Regions from separate parts of the Mus musculus genome. Here region 1 is linked to region 2. The links are chromatin loops, found by intact Hi-C in ENCODE. Cell type or tissue: heart. All regions are shown on one strand. Links, peaks and the distances in the headings refer to the core of each region. The heading gives the core; the rest is flanking DNA. Region 1 has its middle 30 kb from the start of Zfp825. Region 2 holds the start of E430024I08Rik (a long non-coding RNA gene).

Evidence for each region. Peaks named below come from ENCODE experiments on the same cell type or tissue, not always from the same donor. Only the 100,000 strongest peaks of a DNase experiment are listed, where the experiment ranks them.
Region 1: a loop joins it to region 2, with 5 times the contacts of the local background. A loop is called at or near these places in 3 of 42 quality-filtered maps.

Annotation. Positions count from the first base shown.
Region 1 is chr13:74,519,599-74,527,938 of GRCm38, forward strand. It overlaps the pseudogene Gm20590. Among named protein-coding and RNA genes, the nearest start is that of Zfp825, 30 kb to the left of the region's middle. In heart, for the core only: a CTCF peak has its summit at 3,430; a DNase peak (open chromatin) is centred at 3,013; H3K4me3 peaks cover 1,518 bases; H3K27ac peaks cover 1,356 bases.
Region 2 is chr13:74,457,952-74,466,291 of GRCm38, forward strand. E430024I08Rik (a long non-coding RNA gene) reads right to left here and starts at 5,661. Exons shown (of 8, transcript XR_003950546.1): 1 at 5,258-5,661; 2 at 4,631-4,715. In heart, for the core only: no CTCF peak of the experiment used is centred there; a DNase peak (open chromatin) is centred at 4,840; H3K4me3 peaks cover 1,501 bases; H3K27ac peaks cover 1,156 bases.

The DNA of each region.
Region 1 (8,340 bases), core at 284-8,283, 62 kb after region 2:
CTGCCCCCCATGCTCTGGTCTGAAGGCAGAAGCCGTGCTCCACATGCCCGTCCTTTTCCTGTTGCTGCAATGGACAGTTCACTCCATGACTCCAATGGGCAATTTTAAAACTCTGTTGGGGTACAGCCTTTTAACTAAAGAATTTAGGAAGTTTAATCAAGAGGCAAGCAAGGTCATTTCTCTGGGGACCTACAGACTGGCAGCAAGGTGACCTGAGTCAACAAAGCTTTTCTAGGAAACATCTTTCTAAAAGGCTGAAGATACAGTTGTGTTAGACTTCACATGCCTTCCCAGGAGAAATCACTTTATACACAAAGATTACTTTAAAAAAAATCTCTATAATGATAGCACAAATTCAGCTCTGTCTATGTTCTTTTAGGATCAGGCTTCATGTTATACTTTAGACAGTTTAAATAGTGACAGGAGAGTCTAGCCAATGAGGTAGATGGGAGATGTTTCCAGCAAAGATATTCCAGAAACTATTTCTTAATTACACCAGTGCCCTAATACAAAGGGTGATTCTTCAGTGACAGGGCCCAAAGTCCAAGAGCCCAGAGGATGAAAAAGCCAAAAAGTAGAAGGTAGAATGTATAAAAGTGGGCTGGAGAGATGCCTTAGTGGCTAAGAGTGCCGAATGCTCTTCCAGGATTCCTGCATTCAATTCCCAGCAACCACATTGTGGCTCACAACCATCTGTAATGGGATCTGATGCCCTCTTCTGGTGTTTCTGAAGAGAGCAATCATATACAACATATATACATATACATGTTTAAAAAAAGAAAAAAAGAATGATTAAAGTTGTGTGTGGTGGGGAGGTCTTGCAGAAGCCATGTCTTGTGCTAAGTAAAGCTCTTAAGAATAGCAGCTTGTATTCTACTTTCAGAGGGAAGATGGAAATCAATGGGAGACTTCTAAGAAGACCTCACCTTCGTCTAAGAAGCTGCACAAGGAGATTACCCCTTATCTCAAGAATGTTACTCCTGGGCAGTGGTGGCACATGCTTTAATCCCAGCACTCGGGAGGCAAGGCAGGCGGATTTCTGAGTTCAAGGCCAGCCTGATCTACAGAGTGAGTTCAAGGACAGCCAGGGCAACACAGAGAAAACTTGTCTCAAAAAAACAGAAAAAAAAAAAAAAAAGAAAAGAAAAGAAAAAAAAAGAGTTGGGTTCTGAAGATATATATTGTCATGAAGGCCTTGGCCCCAGGCCATTACCAGCTCTCCCAAGGACTTTCCTGGCTTTAGAAAGGGAGCTCTATTTAATTCTCAATACATTGTAACCTCAGAAAAAGCTCCCAAGGCCTAGGCTCCAGACCATTATTGGCTCTGCCAAGTATGTTCCTGGGTTTGAGAAGGAGTTATATCATTCTTTATACATGAGAACTTTAGGGAAAGATTTACTTGATAAGGCTAGCCCTCCATACAACAGTCTCAGTCTCTCCATCTCTCTCTCTGTATATTTATTTACATTCTAACTGTGGCCCATGATCTGGTTCCCCCCAAGGTTCTTTACCCTCCTCCCCCTTCCCTTTGTCTTTGAGACCATGCTCCATCACCCCATCTCCACTCCTCTCATCCACTCCTCACCTTCCTCTTTCTTCTTCCCGGGGGAATCAAGTCTACAAGATTAGGTGTATAGTCTCCTATTCGGTACAGACGATGCAGTCCTCTGCTACATATGTTCCTGGGACCATGGACCAGCCCATGTATTCTCTTTGGTTGATGGATTGGTCTCTGTGAGCTCCTAGGGGTCTAGGTTACATGACACTATAGGTCTTCTTAAGGGACTGGCATCCCCTACAGCTCCTTCAATCCTTCCCCTAACTCTTCCATAGGGTTCCCTGACCGGAGTCCATTTGTTGGCTGTAAGTATCTGCATCTGTCTCAGATGCTGGTAGAGCCTCTCAGAGGACAGCCATGCTCGGCTCCTGTCTGCAAGCACATAGGTGTTTTTCCTTCTCAAATGGATGTCAACCAGTGGAGTGGGAGAACTATGCTTTTCTCAATTAGAAAATGGGAGCTTTAGGCACACCAGGCATTAATGTTGGTTGTGACTCTGTAATGATGGATTGAGCAGCTTGTTACAGACCTGCTTTTTGCTTTGAGCATGGGCCAAGTGGCTGGTTGTACATCACAGTTGTCTCTCCTTTGTTATAGTTTGGAGCCAGCTGTGTAGACAAACCTGGGGAGCAAACATGTGAATCCTAGCATCCTAGTCTCTAACCGGCCTGCTTAGCATACTAACCTGTGGGGTGTTTTTGACACAGTCCTCCATCAGCTAAATGCTACTTACTGTCACTATTTCCTAAGCTTGGTAAACCCTTTACATCATCAATTCTACTCTTCTACATCTCAATTAATATGGGAGTGCTACCCAACACATGAGATGCCTTTTAACAGCTCCACAAAATTAACTACAAATGGATCTTATACTTAATAGGTAAATGCTAGGGGCAAAACTTACAGAAGACTCAAGAGAAACCAGGGCTCTACAAGTTTGGCATCCTGCCCGTGATATTTCTACAAGCAAGCCTCTAATCCTAATGTTTTGAGCTGATTCAGCCCTGATACTGATGTTATTCAGAGTTCACCGCCTGTTTTAGCAAGTGAGGAGCATCACAAAGGAACACACAATTGGCCACATTGGGTTACATCTGGCTGAGGCTCCCCATCCAGCCCAAGAGAGGACCCACCACCTCAGTTCCCACTGCTCAGCCACCTGCCCCTATCCATTATAGACAGTAACCATGTGCTTACCATGTTTCAAAAATGGAGCTTACTTGAGGTCCCCTCACAGCACCCAACAGCAGCGCTCAAAGCAGGATACAGAGAACTGTTTAATCCTGCAGAGCAAAAACAAACTTCAAGCAGGCAACCGTTAGACCCCGCCTCAAAGTATGAATGGCAGTTCCGCCCAGAAGCCTTGATTGGCCAGCGAGTCTTACCCCTCCTCTAGTTTAAAGTGTGCTTCCTGTCCGGGGCCAGTCCTTTTACAGATCTCGGGAGTGCTTTGCATTCGGGTAGCCTTTGTGCCTGTCCTCCTAGAGCCTCCTCTATCTTCGTCCCGTGCAGCCCTAGAGGAGGATCCACCATTGCAGCTCTGGCTGTTCATCCGCCTGCCCCTCCCCTTTTTGGGCAGTGATCTCGCACTCACCATGTCTCAACTTCAGAGCTTGCTTAAGGTCCCCCCATGGCACCCAACAGCAGTACTCAAAGCAGGACAGAAAGGACTATTCACTCCTGCACTCCAAAACAAACCTGCAGCAAGTTATCCGGAACAACCCTCTCTGTCTGACTGACAGGTCCGCCTGGGGGCCTTGATTGGCCAGTGAGTCTTACCCCTCCTCAAGGTTAAATAGAGCTTCTAGTCCCAGGTCAGACCTTTTCCAGAACTCTGGTCTGACTTGCTCTCCATTAGAATTTGTGTCTATCCTCCAAGCGGTGGGAGAGGACACAGCATTTCAGCTCAGACTGTTCAGCTGCCCGATCCTTCCATTTGTGGCAGTGGTCCTGCACTCACCATGACCTACTTCCTGGCTTGCTTGAGCTTTCCTCACAGCACTTCCCCTTTTTCCTGAAATCAAGGTTCGCTAGCCTTTTACTGAACTGAGAGTGGAGGTATCAATCTGGCTCACCAGTGGAAGGATGCCCAGGATATTAATATGAAAGCAGATTTTAGGAAACAAGGGTTTTGTTTTGTAGCTTGATGCTGGCTTCAGGGAAACTGCAGGTCCTTTTCACCAAAAAGGTATGAAACAACCTTGGGAGAAAAGCAGGAAAGAGATGACAAACAGTGTAGAGCACTGTTGTTAGCCAATACATCTTCCTCAGTGGCAAGGTTGAGACAAACCACAGTTGTATTAGTACAGATAATCATACCTCATCTTGTAGGACGAATTTCTCTATGTATGTAGAAAGGGGATTAATAGAATGTCTCACAGACAGTGGTCCTCCTAGCCCAATAATGGCTGAGCACGTTCATTGCCAAGGGAAACAAGAAAAATCAAGGACTTGTTGAGTTCACATTGCTTGATATCTCAGCGGATCTTGAGTACTTACCATAATTCTGAGGAAATACGTACTTACTAATGCCAGTTTAGAAACAAAACAAATGAATGAATGAACAAACAAAACACCTTGCTAAAAAATGTAGGGAAAGAAGTAGACAATTTGAAAGAACTTCCCTGTTTAAGGTCCTTTATGTATGTAGGTTTCAGAAAGAATGTGTAGCCTGGATTAAAGGTGGATCTTAAATTCTCAAAAGACCAAGATATAGCAAGGGTTTCTCACTTCAAAAGGAATAATTAAGAAAACTCCCTTACAAGATACAGGGTTAGAGTTAGGGGATTAGAGGGTTAGGATTAAGATAAAGATTGTTTAGATTAGGGTTAGAGTGGTTAGGGTTACAGGTTTAGGGTTAGGCTCAGGGTTAGCACAAAGATTTTGCTGTGCTATGTGAAATCAGCTCCTGTCTCTTCTCTCATCTGCCTTCCCAGTCCTCTTTTTCATAGTATCAGCATCTTCCTTCCTGCCCCAAGGAAAGTCATAAGGGGGCTATGCAAGAACCCGGAATTCCCTGATGGGAAATAGGTTTACTCTACTCAAGGGCCCAGTTCACATACAACAGAAACCCACTACTTCTTCGGTTGTTCTAAATTTCACTTAGGGAATCCTCATAAAATGTAAGCAATCATGGGACTTGGTAATGATTGATAATGATATCATAAAACATAGGCCATTTAATTTTACCAGGTCTTTAAGTAATATAACCACATGGCACAAGATCAAATGATACCCACCATTATTCTCAATGGTCCCATCTAGTCAATAGTATCCCTATTACACAAGGAAGAAATATTCAACTTACAAGGCATTCATTTTGCATCTTAATGTTTTGTTTTGTTCTGATTCTAGTTACTTCTACCTTATAGATTTAATGGCTCCTCAAAAGAACTTAAAAGTTTTCCCAGCCACATGCCTCCAAAAGTGGCATACTAACAAAGGAAACAAAGACTTTGATACTCACAGATCCCAACAGACAGGATAAGTTACTAAGTGCTAGTAAGGCATTTTTTTTTAAGATTTTTTTTTTTTGTCCATGAATATACACTGTACCTTTCTTCAGACACACCAGAAGAGGGCGTTGGATTCCATTATAGATGGTTGCAAGCCACCATGTACTTACTGGGAATTGAACTGAGGTCCTCTGGAAGAGCAGTACATGCTCTTAACCACTGAGCCATTGCTCCAGCCTGAGGAAGGCTTTTTTTTTTTTTTTGGTTTTTCGAGACAGGGTTTCTCTGTGTAGCCCTGGCTGTCCTGGAACTCACTCTGTAGACCAGGCTGGCCTCGAACTCAGAAATCTGCCTGCCTCTGCCTCCCGAGTGCTGGGATTAAAGGCGTGCGCCACCACGCCCAGCCCGTGGAAGGCATTTTTAATGTGACTGATTTTAGAATAGCCACAGTCTCATAAGAAACACCTTGTCAATTTTGTGTATGTAAACCTAGTGAATTCACTGACATCTTTCATTGAACTACGATAATTTTGAGATGTCCTGCCATTGAGACTTAGAAAGAGGGGATAAACATTGCTTGTTCCCCACCTCTGAATAAATGTTCTCATAGTAGCTTGTGAATTTGTTTGTTAAACTTATTGTATCTTATGATATTAACACATATGAAATGTTAGAATGATCGAAAGAAAGAAATAGTTTTAATAAAGAAGGATTTATATATAGATTAGGTTGGAAATTTCCAAAAATGAGAATAAAAAAAAAATCCTACAAAGCCTTTGGAAGTTCTGAAGGAATAAGTGAGGCATTTAAGGCACTTAGAGTATGACACTTATGGTAAATACATATGGAATAAAAGTCTCTGTCTTCAGATGAACATTTATAACAAACTGCCTGTAATCTAAGTTTAATTCTATCCTGTGTCCAGTCTACATTGAGGAGAGTCACAATATAGGGATGATTCCCTCAGAGCTTCCAAGGGAAGTCACACTCAGTCCACGCAAGGGATTTGAGAAATGTTCACTAAGAGGGTAAATAGTACAAAGCAAAGCTTGAAGAAACAAAGGTTATTTAGAAGCCCAAGTGATAACTTAGGCATGGATTTTCAACAGGCCTAACAGAACATAAACTGAAATTGATTTTGCTGAATATGAAATATGATCCCCTTTAAAGTGCAGTGTGTCTATTTAGCAATTGAAGGGACAGCAGTCCTCAAAAGTTATGTTTGATCATGTCAAATGTTATTTAGATAATGAATTCTCACTCCAGATTTCCTTTGTCATAACTGGATGTATCTCAATATCCCATATAACATACAAAAATGTGGGTTACTTCAGCAAGGCAGGGCCTATATGCAGCTGAGAAAACTGAGCAATCTTCTTAAATACTGAGGCCAAGTCTAAAAGCTATATACCAAATACAGAATACTATCTCATTATCAAATAGTACTTCTCACTAATAGATTGTGTCCTTCAGTACACTAATCATAAATGCTCCCTGATTTAAAAGTGATGCAGTCTGGGCGAGGTGGCCCATGCCTTTAATCCCAGCACTTGGGAGGCAGAGGCAGGCGGATTTCTGAGTTTGAGGCCAGCCTGGTATACAGAGTGAGTTCCAGGACAGCCAGGGCTATACAGTGAAACCCTGTCTCGAAAAAAAACAAAAAACAAAAACAAAAACAAGAACAAAAAAGTGATGCAGGATATTCTTGCATTAAACTTAACAGATTTGTAGAATTATTCAGGTATCTTATGTCCTGTACATGGACGTTAAAAGTCCCTGGTATATATTCTTCATTAAGGGTTCTAAGGTAGCAAACAGCTGATTCAAGTTATATCCTTTTTTAAAGGGCTCTGGAATATAGTCCAATTCATAATGGAAGTAGGTTTCACCATACTGAACATAACTAATTAACAATGATGCTAAAAATATTTCCTCCAAATTTAACTCTTCATATATCACACAATGTTGTAATGAGGAGAGCCAGTGGTTGAATATTAACTGATTGGTTCAAAATTCCTCAAGTGTTTCCAGCATACTACTATTCTTACAAGGCCAAAAAAATCAGTCTTCTAACACCCAGCACAAACATTGACATTGGTTTTTAAATTGTATTCTTTCCTATTCTCTTCCTATAATAAGTTAATACTGCCCTGATTATCTTCTTTTTTTTTTAAAGATTTATTTATTTATTTATTTATTATATGTAAGTACATTGTAGCTGTCTTCAGACACTCAGAAGAGGGGGTCAGATTTTGTTACGGATGGTTGTGAGCCACCATGTGGTTGCTGGGATTTGAACTCTGGACCTTCGGAAGAGCAGTCGGGTGCTCTAACCCACTGAGCCATCTCACCAGCCCCCTGATTATCTTCTTAACTACATCCTGAATAGAAATTATAATAGTCCTAACAGTCTGACTTCTGCATATGTTATGTCATGCACATAACACACTCCTACTATAAATACCGAATTCAAGTTCCTGTTTATTTTCAGAATCTATTTGTTTAGTTAGTTATATTTTGGCCCTGTAGAAGCATTTTTCTCTGAGGTAACATGATTCTTGCTCTTTCTAGATCTCCAGTTTCATCAGTTAAAAAATGTAGAATGAGCCTTTGTACAAACACCAAAAAGTACAGATATTCCCTTGCAGAGGACTATATTGCCAGTTCACTCATCATTCATCTTGCCATAGCATATCAGTGTTGGATTCATGGAAAGGAAGGAAGATTTGTGAGAAATGTGAAGATATGGAAAGACCAAATATAGGAGTGTTAAGATACATGCCATATAACCATTTCTTCAAATTAGCTAAGGATGGAAGCTCAGGTATTTGTAGTGGCCATGTAAACCAGAGGACATGAATTCCATAAAAGAGCCCTTTGATCAAAGGAATATAATTGAAGACCCAGAAATGAACTCTCACAACTATGGTCAGTTGATCTTTGATAAAAGATCTAAACACATCCAGTGGACAAAAGACAACATTTTCTACAAATGGTGCTGGTTCAACTGGATGTCAGCATGTAGAAGACTGCAAATTGATCCATTCTTATCTCCTTGTATGAAGCTCAAGTCCAAGTGGATCGAAGACCTCCACATAAAACCAGATACATTGAAACTAATAGAAGAGAAAGTGGGGAGGAGCCTCCATCTCATGGGCACAGGGAGAAATGTCCTGAACAGAACACCAATGGCTTATGCTCTAAGATCAACAATAGATAAATGGAACCTCATAAAATTGCAAAGCTTCTGCATGGCAAAGGACACTGTCAGTAGGCCAAAATGGCAACCAACAGTTTGGGAAAAGATCTTTACCAATCCTACATGTG
Region 2 (8,340 bases), core at 206-8,205:
GCCACCCCTCCCAAAGGGACTTCCTAAAAAAACCTACATCTCATCTCATCTAATCTAATCTAATCTAATCTAATCTAATCTAGGTTCAACAGGCGGATTTCAAAGGCAGAGAAATAACCTATTAGTCTAGAAAAAATAACCAGTCAGTCAGCGGAGTAAACGATAAATAAAAAAAGACCAGTTAATCAAATGGTTGAATTACAAAAGAAAGGGCAGTTGAGAGACAGACCAACCCCTGGCCTAGCGGGGCAGTCCTAACAGGCACACCTTGTAACAGGAAGGAACTAGAATGTCAAGGAGAATTGACAGCCACATCCGCTTTGATTTGTTAGATAGGCACCTCAGTCATTTGTCCCAGGGTTTGAGACTTAGCAGTGGGAAAAAATGAGACGGTTCAAATGATTAATTATGACCTCAAATATTATTTTAAATGTTGAACAGTCTTTATGGTACAATATTGTTCATGGACTAGACATATGTATTAGAACACACCAAGTATTATTCATACATTTTCTTGCAGGCTGTGTACTATTGGACAAAAATATAACAATCCTGGTATGCCCAGCGACACCTGTTTGTACAGATCTTCTGTGTTGGTTGAACAAGTGTAACTACAGAAATTTGGTTTCTAGAAATAAATTCAGTTTACATGCAGATTCTTGATTGCCCTGGTCTGTGAACTTCCCAAAATGGCCAGTTTGGACTTTTACTGAAAATCTAAAATTGATTACCTGAGTACTCATCACTAAAGCCAACTACTGTCAAAACAGGAAAGCTCCCGCTTTCTGCCCTCCATAGCCTTTCTGTGCTGTGACTACACAAGCTTCAAAGCTGGTCGATGAACTCAATTGTTACACTGTCCCTCTTTATCTGTAATTCCCACAAAAGAGACATGGAGGTTAGAGGATACTCATTTTTCTTCACACAGAGCAATAGTGCCCAGCCTGAAAGGAGGTGTATGACTGTCTTGAAGGCACAGTGCAGCAGAGCCAGGATTAGGTTTTCAAAGCAAGTCTTAACTACATATAATGACCAAGGTCTCAGCTACAGAAGACATTGCTCTAAACAGAAACAAATATGAAAGCCTCTGAACAAAGGGAATGAAATTCTTAATGATGAGGAAACTTTGGAGAATAGAAACGAACAAGAGATTACAGCAGTGATACATACAGAAAATGAAATTCAAAAAGTAATACCAACAACTGACCTTTTAAAAAGATAAATAAATATATCTGAAGAAAACAGATACATATACTACCTTTAAAAAAGAGCAGACATACCTGGTAGAGAGAATGGCATTAATAAGACAGTGTGTGACCTTGTCCCTATGTGCAATGTTACTGCTGACAAACACAGCAGAGCCAATTGTTTATGTCTCAATTTTTTGAGCTGACTTAACTATATCAGTGAGCATTCCACACATCTCCACAAGGCAGTCTCCTAATGGATAAGTCAATATTCACTGGCTCAAGCTAACGTACCCAAACTGTACACCCCTGCAATCTGGTCTGTTTTTCTTCACATACATGAATTAATACATGCTGGGAAATTACACACTCACTCACCCTGCTTGTATCAGGTCTTTCTTCATAAAGGTGCCCCCTGCAGCTGACTCCCTTAAACTTTAATCTGTGATGTAGCTACTGCCTATCCTATTTCACTGTGCAGTGTACACAGGAACCTGTTCCCCATGCTCTGGTCGGAAGGCAGAAGCCGTGCTCCACATGCCCATCCTTTTCCTGTTGCTGCAATGGACAGTTCACTCCATGACTCCAATGGGTAATTTAAAAACTCTGTTGGGGTACAGCCTTTTAACTAAAGAATTTAGGAAGTTTAATCAAGAGGCAAGCAAGGTCATTTCCCTGGGGACCTACAGACTGGCAGCAAGGTGACCTGAGACAATAAAGTTTTTCTTGGAAACATCTTTCTAAAGGCTGAAGATACAGTTGTCTTAGACTTCACATGCCTTCCCAGGAGAAATCACTCTACACACAATTAAAGATTACTTTAAAAAAAATCTCTATAATGATAGCACAAATTCAGCTCTGTCTATGTTCTTTTAGGATCAGGCTTCATGTTATACTTTAGACAGTTTAAATAGGAACAGGAGAGTCTAGCCAATGAGGTAGATGGGAGATTTTTACAGCAAAGATATTCCAGACACTATTTCGTTTTTTTTTTTTAATTTTTTTATTAGGTCTTTTCCACATTTAAATTTACAATGCTATCTCAAAAGTCCCCCATACCCTCCACCCACTCCCCTACCCACCCACTCCCACTTCTTGCCCTGGCGTTCCCCTGTATTGAGGCAGATAAAGTTTGCACGACCAATGGGCCCAGAATCTATTTCTTAATTACACCAGTGCCCTAATACAAAGGGTGATTCTTCAGTGACAGGGCCCAAAGTCCAAGAGCCTAGAGGATGAAAAAGCCAAAAAGTAGAAGGTAGAATGTATAAAAGTGGGCTGGAGAGATGGCTTAGCAGTTAAGAGTGCCAAGTGCTCTTCCAGGGGTCCTGCATTCAATTCCCAGCAACCACATGGTGGCTCACAACCATCTGTAATGGGATCTGATGCCCTCTTCTGTTTGTTGTTTCTGAAGAGAGCAATCAAATACACATATTATATATATATATATATATAAAACAAAAAAGAATGAATAAAAGTTGTGGTGGAGAGGTGTTGCAAAAGCCATGTCTTGTGCTAAGTAAAGCTCTTAAGAATAGCAGCTTGTATTCTACTTACAGAGGGAAGATGGAAATCAATGGGAGACTTGTAAGAAGACCTCACCTTCCTCTAAGAAGGTGCATAAGGAGGTTACCCCATATCTCAAGAACATTACTCCTGGGCAGTGTTTGAGTACGCTTTAATCCCAGCACTCAGGAGGTAGAGGCAGGCAGATTTCTGAGTTCAAGGCCAGTATGGTCTACAGAGTGAGTTCTAGGACAGCCAGGGCAACACAGAGAAACCTTGTCTCAAAACACCAGAAAAAAAAAGAAAAAAAAAAAGAAAAAGAAAAGAAAAAAAAAGTTGCGTTCTGAGGATATAAATTGTCATGAAGGCCTTGGCCCCAGGAAATTACCATCTCGCCCAAGGACTTTCCAAGCTTTAGAAAGGGAGATCTATTTAATTCTCAATACATTGTAGCCACAAAAAAAGCTCCCAAGGCCTAGGCTCCAGTCCATTATTGGCTCTGCAAATATGTTCCTGGGTTTGAGAAGGAGTTATATCACTCTTTATACATGAGAACTTTAGGGAAAGATTACTTGATAAGGGTAGCCCTCCATACAACAGTCTCAGTCTCTCCATCTCTCTCTGTTTATTTATTTACATTCTAACTGTGGCCCATGATCTGGTTCCCTCCCAAGGTTCTTTACCCTCCTCCCCCTTCCCTTTGCCTTTGAGACCTTGCCCCATCACCCCATCTCCACTCCTCTCACCCACTCCTCACCTTCCTCATTCTTCTTCCCGGGGGAATCAAGTCTACAAGATTAGGTGTATAGTCTCCTATTCGGTACAGACAATGCAGTCCTCTGCTACATATGTTCCTGGGACCATGGACCAGCCCATGTATTCTCTTTGGTTGATGGCTTCGTCTCTGTGAGCTCCCAGGGGTCTAGGTTACATGATACTATTGGTCTTCTTAAGGGACTGGTATACCATACAGCTCCTTCAATCCTTCCCCTAACTCTTCCATAGGGTCCCTGACTGGAGTCCATTGGTTGGCTGTAAGTATCTGCATCTGTCTCAGTTACTGGTAGAGCCTCTCAGAGGACAGCCATGCTCAGCTCCTGTCTGCAAGCACATAGGTGTTTTTCCTTCTCAAATGGATGTCAACCAGTGTAATTTTTCCATGTGGCAGAACTATGCTTTTCTCAATTAGAAAACGGGAGCTTTAGGCACACCAGGCATTAATGTTGGTTGTGACTCTGTAATGATGGATTGAGCAGCTTGTTACAGACCTGCTTTTTGCTTTGAGCATGTGCCAAGTGGCTGGTTGTACATCACAGTTGTCTCTCCTTTGTTATAGTTTGGAGCCAGCTGTGTAGACAAACCTGGGGAGCAAACATGTGAATCCTAGCATCCTAGTCTCTAACCGGCCTGCTTAGCATACTAACCTGTGGGGTGTTTTTGACACAGTCCTCCATCAGCTAAATGCTACTTACTGTCACTATTTCTTAAGCTTGGTAAACCATTTAAATCATCAATTCTACTCTTCTACATCTCAGCTTAGTATGGGAGTGCTACCCAACACATGAGATGCCTTTTAACAGCTCCACAAAATTAACTACAAATGGATCTTATACTTAATAGGTAAATGCTGGGGGCAAAACTTATAGAAGATTCAAGAGAAACTAGGGCTCTCCAAGTTTGGCATCCTGCCCGTGAAATTTCTACAAGCAAGCCCCTAATCCTAATGTTTTGAGCTGATTCAGCCCTGATACTGATGTTATTCAGAGTTCACCGCCTGTTTTAGCAAGTGAGGAGCATCACAAAGGACCGCACAATTGGCCACATCTGGTTACATCTGGCTGAGGCTTCCCATACAGCCCCAGAGAGGACACACCACCTCAGCTCCCACTGCTCAGCCACCTGCCCCTACCCATTATAGACAGTAACCATGCGCTTACCATGTTTCAAAAACGGAGCTTACTTGAGGTCCACTCACAGCACCCAACAGCAGCGCTCAAAGCAAGACACAGAGACGGTTCAATCCTGTAGAGCAAAAACAAACTTCCAGCAAGGCATCCGGAAGACCCCGCCTCATTGTCTGACTGGCAGTTCGCCCTGGAATCCTTGATTGGCCAGCGAGTCTTACCCCGCCTCTAGATTAAAGTGTGCTTCCTGTCCCGGTCCAGTCCTTTTACAGATCTCGGGAGTGGTTTGCATTCGGGTGGCATTTGTGCCTATCCTCCTAGAGCCTCCTCTATCTGTGGTCCCAGGCCGACTTTGAGGAGGATCCACCATTGCAGCTCCGGCTGTTCATCCGCCTGCTCCTCCCCTTTGTGGGCAGTGATCTCGCACTCACCATGTCTCAACTTCGGAGCTCGCTTAAGGTCCCCAATGGCACCCAACAGCATTACTCAAAGCAGGACGGAAAGGACTATTCACTCCTGCATTCCAAAACGAACGTGCAGCAAGCCACCCGGAAGAACCCTCCTCATTGTCTGACTGGCAGATCCGCCTGGGGCCCTAGATTGCCCAATGAGTCTTACCCCTCCTCAAGGTTAAATAGAGCTTCCAGTCTTGGGTCAGACCTTTTCCAGATCTCTGGTCTGACTTGCTCTCCATTAGCATTTGTGTCTATCCTCCGAGCGGTGGGAGTGGAGACAGCATTTCAGCTCAGGCTGTTCAGCCGCCTGCTCCTTCCCGTTGTAGCAGTGGTCCTGCACTCACCATGACCTACTTCCTGGCTTGCTTGAGCTTTCCTCACAGCACTTCCCCTTCTTCCTGAAATCAAGGTCGCTAGCCTTTTACTAAACTGGGAGTGGAGTTATCAATCTGGCTCACCAGTGGAAGGATGCCCAGGATAATAACACTAAAGAGGATTTTAGGATACAAGAGTTTTGTTTTGTAGCTTGATGCTGGACCAGGGGAAATGCAGGTCCTTTTCACCAAAGAGGTATGAAACAACCTTGGGAGAAAACCAGGAAAGAGATGACAAACAGTGTAGAGCACTGTTGTTAGCCAGCGCATCTTCCTCAGTGGCAGGGTGGAGACAAACCACAGTTGTATTAGTACAGATAATCGTACCTCATCTCATAGGACGAATTTCTTTATGTATGTAGAAAGGGGATTAATAGAATGTCTCACAGACAGTGGTCCTCCTAGTCCAATAATGGCTTAGCACATTCATTGCCAAGGGAAAGAAGAAAAATCAAGGACTTGTTGAGTTCACATTGCTTGATATCTCAGCGGATCTTGAGAACTTACCAGAATTCTGAAGAAATACGTACTTACTAATGCCAGTTTAAAAACAAAACAAAATGAATGAATGAACAAACAAAACACCTTGCTAAAAAATGTAGGGAAAGAAGTAGACAATTTGAAAGAACTTCCCTGTTTAAGGTCCTTTATGTATGTAGGTTTCAGAAAGAATGTGTAGCCTGGATTAAAGGTGGATCTTAAACTCTCAAAAGACCAAGATATAGCAAGGGTTTCTCACTTCAAAAGGAATAATTAAGAAAACTCCCTTACAGGATGCAGGGTTAGAGTTAGGGGATTAGAGGGTTAGGATTAAGATAAAGAGTGTTTAGATTAGGGTTAGTGTGGTTAGGGTTACAGGTTTAGGGTTAGGCTCAGGGTTAGCACAAAGATTTTGCTGTGCTATGTGAAATCAGCTCCTGTCTCTTCTCTCATCTGCCTTCCCAGTCCTCTTTTTCATACTATCAGCATCTTCCTTCCTGCCCCAAAGAAAGTCATAAGGGGGCTATGCAAGAACCCGGAATTCCCTGATGGGAAATAGGTTTACTTTACTCAGGGGCCCAGTTCTCATACAACAGAAAACCACTATTTCTTCAGTTGTTGTTTTAAATTTCACCTAGGGAATCCTCTTAAAATGTAAGCAATCATGGGGCTTGGTGTCTTTTTTTGATAATGATATAAAGCATAGACCATTTAATTTTACCAGGTCTTTAGGTAATATAACCACATGGTTCAAGATCAAATGGTAGGCACCATTATTCTTGATGGTCCCACCGAGTCAATAGTATCCCTATTACACAAAGAAGAAATATCAGACTTACAAAGTATTCGTTTTGCATCTTAATGTTTTGTTTTGTTCTGATTCTAGTAACTTCTACCTTACAGATTTAATGGCTCCTCAAAAGAACCTAAAAGTTTTCCCATCCACATACCTCCAAAAGTGGCATACTAACAAAGGATACAATGACTTTGATATTCACAGATCCCAACAGACAAGTATAAGTTACTAAGTGCTAGTAAGGCATTTTTTTAAGATTTTTTTTTAATGTCCATGAATATACACTGTAGCTGTCCTCAGATACACCAGAAGAAGGCGTTGGATTCCATTATAGATGGTTGCAAGCCACCATGTGCTTACTGGGAATTGAACTGAGGTCCTCTGGAAGAGCAGTGCATGCTCTTAACAACTGCGCTATTGCTCCAGCCCGAGGAAGGCCTTTTTAATGTGACTGATTTAGAATATCCATAGTCGCATAAGAAACACCTTGTCAATTTTGTGTATGTAAACCCAGTGAACTCACTGACATCTTTCATTGAACTATGATAATTTTGAGATGTGGTGCCATTGAGAACTTAGAAAGAGGGGATAAACATACCTTGTTCCCCACCCCTGAATAAATGTTGTCATAGTAGAATGTGAATTTATTTGTTAAACTTATTGTATCTTATGATATTAACAAATATAAAATGTTAGAATGATCGAAAGAAAGAAATAGTTTTAATAAAGAAGGATTCATATATAGATTAGGATGGAAATTTCCAAAAATGAGAATTAAAAAAACTCCTACAAAGCCTTTGGAAGTTCTGAAGGAATAAGTGAGGCATTTAAGGCACTTAGAGTATGACACTTATGGTAAATATTATGGAATAAAAGTCTCTGTCTTCAGATGAACATTTATGACAAACTGCCTGTAATCTAAGTTTAATTCTATCCTGTGTCCAGGCTATATTGAGGAGAGTCAAAATATGGGGATGATTCCCTCAGAGCTTCCAAGGGAAGTCACACTCAGTCTACCCAAGGGTATTGAGAAATATTCACTAAGAGGGAAAATAGTACAAAGCAAAGCTTGAAGAAACAAAAGTTATTTAGAAGCCCAAGTGATAACTTAGGCATGGCTTTTCAACAGGCCTACCGGAACATGAACTGAAATTGATTTTGCTGAATATGAAATATGATCCCCTTTAAAGTGCAGTGTGTCTATTTAGCAACTGAAGGGACAGCAGTCCTCCAAAGTTATGTTTGATCATGTCAAATGTTATTTAGATAATGAGTTCTCACTCCAGATTTCCTTTGCCATAAATGGATGTATCTCAATATCTCATACAACATACAAGAATGTGGGTTACTTCAGCACAGCAGGGCCTATATACAGCTGAGGAAAACTGAGCAATCTTCTTAAATACTGAGGCCAAGTCTAAAAGCTATATACCAAATACAGAATACTATCTCATTATCAAATAGTACTTCTCACTAATAGATGGTGTCCTTCAGTACACTAATAACAAATGCTCCCTGATTTAAAAGTGATGCAGGATATTCTTTCATCAAACTTAACAGATTTGTAGAATTATTCAGGTATCCTATTTCGTGTACTTGGACTTCAAAAGTCCCTGGTACAAATTCTTCATTAAGGGT